2 separate regions of the Homo sapiens genome follow, and region 1 is linked to region 2. A link is a contact called in ENCODE Hi-C or POLR2A ChIA-PET data. All regions are on one chromosome and are shown on one strand. Each heading gives the region's core, a stretch centred on a gene start or an enhancer-like site at or near the end of the contact. The rest is flanking DNA. Distances are from core to core; before and after follow the strand shown. Region 1 has its middle 22 kb from the start of ITPK1. Region 2 holds the start of UBR7 (ubiquitin protein ligase E3 component n-recognin 7).

What was found. Hi-C counts contacts between places; a loop is a spot of excess contacts on that map. ChIA-PET counts read pairs that join two places held with the same protein, here RNA polymerase II (POLR2A). Pooled maps may share reads with other maps.
Region 1: a loop to region 2 is called in a map of MCF 10A, with 9 times the contacts of the local background. The contact joins the enhancer-like site here to the promoter of UBR7 in region 2. A Hi-C loop is called at or near these places in 8 of 168 maps with a recorded cell type or tissue (B cell, CD4-positive, alpha-beta memory T cell, CD8-positive, alpha-beta T cell and 4 more), 8 of 37 single-sample maps with no recorded cell type and 16 of 50 pooled maps. POLR2A ChIA-PET finds 5 or more read pairs at or near these places in 7 of 52 experiments (A549, HEK293T, MCF 10A and 3 more).

Annotation. Positions count from the first base shown.
Region 1 is chr14:93,136,036-93,139,370 of GRCh38, forward strand. It overlaps the pseudogene CYB5AP3. Among named protein-coding and RNA genes, the nearest start is that of ITPK1, 22 kb to the left of the region's middle. RefSeq lists an enhancer at 2,029-2,528. Within about 2 kb of position 2,021, at least 2 of the 41 ENCODE cell types and tissues checked have a DNase peak (open chromatin) inside an H3K27ac peak, as active enhancers do.
Region 2 is chr14:93,205,764-93,209,287 of GRCh38, forward strand. It overlaps UBR7 (ubiquitin protein ligase E3 component n-recognin 7), which reads left to right and starts at 1,493. Exons shown (of 11, transcript NM_175748.4): 1 at 1,493-1,678. The coding sequence starts at 1,529. GON7 (GON7 subunit of KEOPS complex) reads right to left here and starts at 1,302. Exons shown (of 2, transcript NM_032490.5): 1 at 1,067-1,302. The coding sequence starts at 1,274. RefSeq lists an enhancer at 539-1,398.

The sequences.
Region 1 (3,335 bases), core at 771-3,270, 69 kb before region 2:
GACGGAGGCCGCCCTGAGGAGTGTTAACATTGCCCTCCATCCCTGTCTCTGGCTGTTGTTCAGGAGTGCCGGGTCATGTCAGGACACGTGGAAAACCGGCGAACTTTCCTCCCTTGGAAGGTCCTTCTCACCCACCCACCCGCTGGTCCTCTCTCTTCAGGCCGGAACAGTCCCCTGTCCCTCCAGTGGAAGCCCCTCCCCCATGTGGATGTTGTCCTCAGGGCCTTCTCCAGGACATCCTGGGCATGCCTGGCCCCCTGGCTGGCTCAGAGCAGAGCTGAATTCCCTCCTGAGGAGGTATACAGCAGTCCATGCAGCCTTGGGTCCAGTTTGTCTTTTTGGCTGGTTCTTCCTTTTTTTTTTTTTTTTTTGAGACAGAGTCTTGCTCTGTCACCCAGGCTAGAGTGCAGTGGCACAATCTCAGCTCACTGCAACCTCCACCTCCTGGGTTAAAGAGATCCTCCCACCTCAGCCTCCTGAGAAGTTGGGATTACAGGCATGCACCACCATGCCCCGTTAATTTTTGTATTTTTAGTAGAGATGGGGCTTCACCATGTTGGCCAGGCTGGTCTCAAACTCCTGACCTCAGGTGATCCACCCGCCTTGGCCTCCCAAAGTGCTGGAATTACAGGCGTGAGCCACTGTGCCCAGCCTTGGCCGGTTCTTCCTTATTCACTTGGTCGATGAGGAAGCTAGGAAGCTGAGGTTAAGGGGCCGCCCGAAGTCACACAGCCAGCCAGTGGCCGACTTAATACCTTGAACCCAGGTCTTCTGGCTCCTAGACTAGACTTCTCTCGACTGTAACACACTGATCTGCCTAAAGTGCGTCCAGAGGGGTATATAGCCCGGTGGTTCTGCGCATGGACAGCGAGGGCCTGGTATTCAAAACCCAGGCCTTGCGCTCAGTGGGTGTGACATTGATAAAGTTGCCCAGCCTCTCTATTGAGCCTCAGTTTCCTTATTTGTCAAGTGAGGATAATGACAGTGCCTAACCGAAGGGAGTTCCTGGAGGATCAAATGAGAGGACGCTTATGCAGTACTGGTGCAGTGCCTGGCTGGCAGGAACCATTGTCAGAGTAAAATCGAACCAATGTGAGCCCAGGCACGGTGGCTCACACCTGTACTCTCAGCACTTTGGGAGTCTGAGGCGGGCAGATCACTTGAGGTCAGGAGTTTGAGGCCAACCTCGCCAACATGGTAAACACCCTGTCTCTGCTAAAAATACAAAAATTAGCCAGGCATGGTGGTGCACACCTGTAATCCCAGCTACCTGAGAGGCTGAGGAAGGAGAATTGCTTGAACCTGGGAGGTGGAGGTTGCAGTGAGCCGAGATCATGGTGGGACAACAGAGTGAGACTCCATCTCAAAAAAACAAAATAAAACAAAAACACAATGTGAGCAAAGAAAGAGATTCAAAAATCTCTATGTTGTCCAAAATTGGGAGTTGGATTTAAAAGTGACTGAAGGTAGGTCACTTTGAGTAATCTCAGCTACTCAGGAGGCTGAGGCAGGAGAATCACTTGAACCCAGGAGGCAGAGGTTGCAGTGAGCCGAGATCGCACCATTGCACTCCAGCCTGGGCGACAGAGCAAGACTCCATCTCAAAAAAGAAAAAGAACTGATTCCGAACACTCTTTAACGTAGAGTTCTAAGGATGGAAACTAGGGAGGGCTTGGATACCACTCATTTATCCACTCCCCCTTGGCGAGCCCAGTCATTGCCAGGCACTGTTGTTGGCATTGGGGGTACACCAGCGGAAGAAACAAAACCTTGGCCAGGCACAGTGGCTCACGCCTGTAATCCTGAGACTTTGGGAGGCCGAGGCAGGAGGGTCACTGGGGCCCGGGAGTTCAAGACCAACCTGGGAACATAGTAAGACCCTGTTTCTAAAATATATATATACATATGTGCTTCTACGTCGCCCCGCCCCTGAGCCGGCCGCCCAGCCCCTGGTGTGGTGCCTGGCGAGGGGAATGTCCCAGGTGGAGCTGGCGGAGTCACAAGCTCTACTCCACCCGACGAGGCTGTGTGTGCTGGGCCTGGCTCGCAGCCAACCGAGACGGCCGAGCAGCTGGACGAGGCCGTGAAGTACTACACCCTAGAGGAGATTCAGAAGCACAACGACAGCAAGAGCACCTGACTGATTCTGCACCACAAGTGTACTATTTGACCAAATTTCTGGAAGAGCATTCTGGTGGGGAAGAAGTCTTAAGGGAACAAGCTGGAGGTGACGCTACTGAGAATTTTGAGGATGTCGGGCATCTTTGAGATGCCATGGAATTGTCCAAAACATATATCATTCAGGAGCCCCATCCAGACGACAGACCAAAGTTAAACAAGCTTCGGAAACTCTTATCACTGCTGTTGATTCTAGCTCCAGTTGGTGGACCAACTGAGTGATCCCTGCCATGTCAGCAGTGGCCGTCGCCTATCAAGGCACACATGGCAGAAGGCTGAACCTCCTCAGAAGCCAGTGCAGGAAAATCCTGCTTTAGACACAGGCAAAAAGAAGCCAATGCTAATTACTCCAACTGACAGAAAACTTCTCTTGAAAAAAATAATTTTAACATATCTCTTTTTCTTTCTGCCTACATTAGAAATAAAACAAAAAGAACTGTCTTTTCTGCTCTCGGATTTTTCGAGTGTGCCTTTTATTCATCTACTTTATTTTGATGTTTCTTTACTACGTAATTTACTGATTGTAAGCATGATCTTTTACAAATATATCCGGCTTTTAAAATACAAAAATATAGGCTGGGCGCCGTGGCTCATGCCTATAATCCCAGCACTTTGGGAGGCTGAAGGGGTTGGATCACAAGGTCAGGAGTTCGAAACCAACCTGGCCAATATGGTGAAACCCCGTGTCCACTAAAAACACAAAAAGAAATTAGCCTAGCGTGGTGACACATGCCTGTAATCCCAGCTACTTGGGAGGCTGAGGCAGAAGAATCGCTTGAACCCGGGAGTCAGAGGTTGCAGTGAGCCGAGATGGCACCACTGCACTCCAGCCTGGGTGACAAGCAAGACTCCGTCTCACCAAAAAAAAAAAAAAAAGTATATGTATATATATATATATACACACACACACACACACACACACAAATATATAAACACACATACACACATACACACACACATCATTTTTAAACAGAAAGAAACAAAGCCTTGCCCTCCTGCAGCCCACACTCTAGTCGTGGAAACAAGCCATACACAAACAAAAAATGCAGACTGCAATCTCACGTGGTCAGTGATGGGTGAGGAGAAACAGAATAAAACGAGGGCCTAGATATGGTTCTCGCCCAGGGTGGCAGCGCCGCCTAGTGTACATTTTTTAA
Region 2 (3,524 bases), core at 243-2,742:
CAAAACTGGAAAGGCAAGGGAGTCTCTGGGAGTTAATACGTGATAAAATGAAGTCTGTCCCAGTCTTTGGAACCTGTTCCTACTCTGCGATAGATTGTACTCTTCCAAGTATGTCTGTAGTTTCACACCTGATAAAACTCCTTTTTATTCAACACCCAGCTCAAAAGTCTTATCCTTTCTGAAGACTTCCTAGGGTGTCTGGGTTTGCAACAGTTACAGAGGACCACAGAACCACTTTCACTTTTTTTTTCTTTTTTTTTGAGACGGAGTCTCGCTCTGTCGCCCACGATAGAGTGCAGTGGCGCGATCTCGGCTCACTGCACCCTCTGCCTCCAGGGTTCAAGCGATTCTTCTGCCTCAGCCTCCCGAGTAGAGTAGCTGGGACTACAGGAGCATGCCACCACGCCCAGCTAATTTTTGTATTTTTAGTAGAGACAGGGTTTCACCATATTGGCCAGGCTTGTCTCGAACTCCTGACCTCGTGATCTGCCTGCCTCGGTCTCCCAAAGTGCAGGGATTACAGGCGTGAGCCACCAGCCCGGACCACTTCCACTTTTAATAAGAGTGTCTGCCTGTCTAGTCCCCTTGTGTTTCACAAGGGCAGGAACTGAGTCGCATTCACCTCATTCTTCCTCCAGGGCTCAGCTCAGGGTTTGGCACATAATAGTAGGCATTCGACACGTTTTTTTGTGAAATAAACGAAATAGCGATGAGTTGTGGAAACGCTTGAGTAGAAGCAGCCCAAATAAATATAGTGATAAATGCCAACAATTTTTATTTTTTAAATTATTTTAAAAATAATAATAGAAACGGGGTCTCGATATGTTGCCCTGGCTGTTCTGGAACTCCTGACCTCAAGTGATCCTCCTGCCTCGCCCTCCCAAAGTGCTGGGATTACAGGCGTGAGCCCCACTTCGCCTAGCCCGCCAAAAATTTTTAGATGCAATTCTTCTTTCCTCGAGGCTCACTTTGTCCAAGTCTGCCACTCTACACGGGCTCCCCAAGCCAATTTCCCCTGGGCGCCCGCCCCGTCCTCCGGTCACTGCAGCACCGTCTCAGAGCTCACCGTCCAAGTCCTCGTCTGGAGCCGCCGCCACCCGGTGCTGCACTTCCCCCTGTACCAGAGGGTCGAATAATTCCGTTACCATGTCCTTCATCTGGGCCACGCCAGACAACAGGCCCTGGAAAGGGTCGCCGTCACCCGGCGCCTCACAGGACACCCGCAGCTTCTGCGGCTTCCCTTCCTGCCCGACGTACTCTCCCAGCAGCTCCATGGTGACCGCTAAGCTTCCAGAACACGACACCGGGAAGCGCCACCCGGAGGCGGAAATCAGCCCGCGTCCGGCGCAGGCGGGAGAAGGGAGAGGAGTGACATCCGTTTGTCGGAAGTCGCTCCTCCCCCTTCCTTCGCTTTTTTTCCTTGTCATTGGTTCCTGGCACTCGGGCCCCACCTCCTCCGGCTACGCCCCTCACGGCCGCTTTTCCCGCCTCCGCCGGGGCCGAGCCGCTGTTCGGCTGACAGTTGAGGATGGCCGGAGCCGAGGGCGCCGCTGGGCGGCAGTCGGAGCTGGAGCCCGTGGTATCGTTGGTCGACGTCCTTGAGGAGGACGAGGAGCTGGAGAATGAGGCGTGCGCTGTCCTGGGCGGCAGCGACTCCGAGAAGTGCTCCTACTCTCAGGTGGGCGCGCGGCCCGGGCCTCCTCTCCCCCGGCTCCCGCCGAACCTCCCCTTCCCGGCCCGGCTGTCCCTATTCCCGCCTTGCCGCAGTCGTCTCCCCAGTGGTGGTCCGGGGCCGCCGTTAGTCTGCCGCTTCCTCACCCCAAGCTCACCCTTCCCTTTTAACCCCAACCTCCTGGGCCCCCTTCAGCCTGTGTCCAGCAGGGGCCCCCCTCTCCCCTGTCTCCAACTCTGTCCGGCCCGCCAGGAAGGGCCCTGGAGCAGCTGCTCTGTCCGTCCTCTCCAGCCTCTTCTTGGTGCACCACTGCTTTTCACGAAACCACCCCGCGACCTCTCAGATCCAGACATCTTTGTCCCTGATTTTCCCATCCTAAGATTATTTATTTATTTATTTATTAGGGACCGAATGGGAGAGTCAGGTTAAAGAGATTTTCAAATCCATAGGGATTTGCGGTGAGCTCCTTGACAGCTAGTTCCTCTGCAATTTAGTTGGACAAGTGCTAGCTAGTACTTTTTCTTTCTTTCTTTTTTTGGCAAAATGAAGCAAGTACCCATGTCTATCTGCAGTCTGCCCCCCTCCCCTGGAAATAGACCGGAAACAGAACAGCAAGTGGCTCTGGCAAGGGAGGGGAGAGAGGAGAAAAGGATCTGTTTGGCATTTGGAAGACGTTGTGAGTGAGCAAGTGTTTGAGGGGGTGTGATGTGGTGTTTAGTGACTCACCCTACACTTCGAGGTACAAAAATGGAAAAGGATGGGTAGGAAGAAGACTGACAAAGGATGAGAATTGGTAGGAAGAAGGGTTACCTAGGAAGAGGGGTGGATTGGAACACTGGGGAGATGAGGGGAGAGACTTGTATTCATTATGTGGTATGAACTGAGATCATAATACCAGTTCTCGTTGTTGACCAAGGTTAGTTTACACTGCAAAGTGCTAGATTGTTGAATAAACCTGGTATCCAGACATAGCCCCAGGTATTTTAAAACCTTTGGTCACCACTAAAACAATTTTTCCCCTGCTTTACTTAAAAAAAAAAAAAAGAAAAAAGTTATGTCTATATGTAAACTATTTTTGAAGTGTAGTTACCTTTATAAAATGGATTCCTTAATATTTTCTTTGTGGTAAAAAAAAAAATACGGAAATTTGCACAAATCATGTACACAGCTTGAAAGGAAAGTGTGCGTGTTCCCACAACCCAGATCAACAAATAGAACATTAGGAGTGCAAAAGGCTTATTGGAATAGAACTTTAAAAAAAAAAGAAAGAAAAAGAAATAGAACCTTACTGGCATCCCGGAAGCCTCCTTATCTATCTTCCTCCTTCCTAGAGGAAGGTAACTATACCTCTTATACATATTCACTTTTTTTTTCTTTTTGAGATGGAATTTCACTCTTGCCACCCAGGCTGGAGTGCAATGTCATGATCTCTGCTCACTGCAACCTCCACCTCCTGGGTTCAAGTGATTCTCCTGTCTTAGCCTCCCAAGTAGCTGGGATAACAGGCGCCCGCCATCACGTCCAGCTAATTTTTGTATTTTTAGTGGATGGGGTGTTCTAGAGATGAGGTTTTCACCACGTTGACCAGGTTGGTCTTGAACTCCTGACCTCAAGTGATCTGCCCACCTCGGCCTCCCAAAGTGCTGGGATTACAGGCGTGAGCCACCGTGCCCAGCCTACATATTCACTTTTTAACATTTTGTCACATTTGTTTTATCTCCTTTTCTACTTAAAATTTGCTGTTTTAAAATTTTGAACTATTTAAAAATAAGTTGCAGACACGATGACACTATACCTCTAAATACTTCAGCAGGCATCTCCTAAAAATCAAAGGGATTCTTTGCATGTGTTG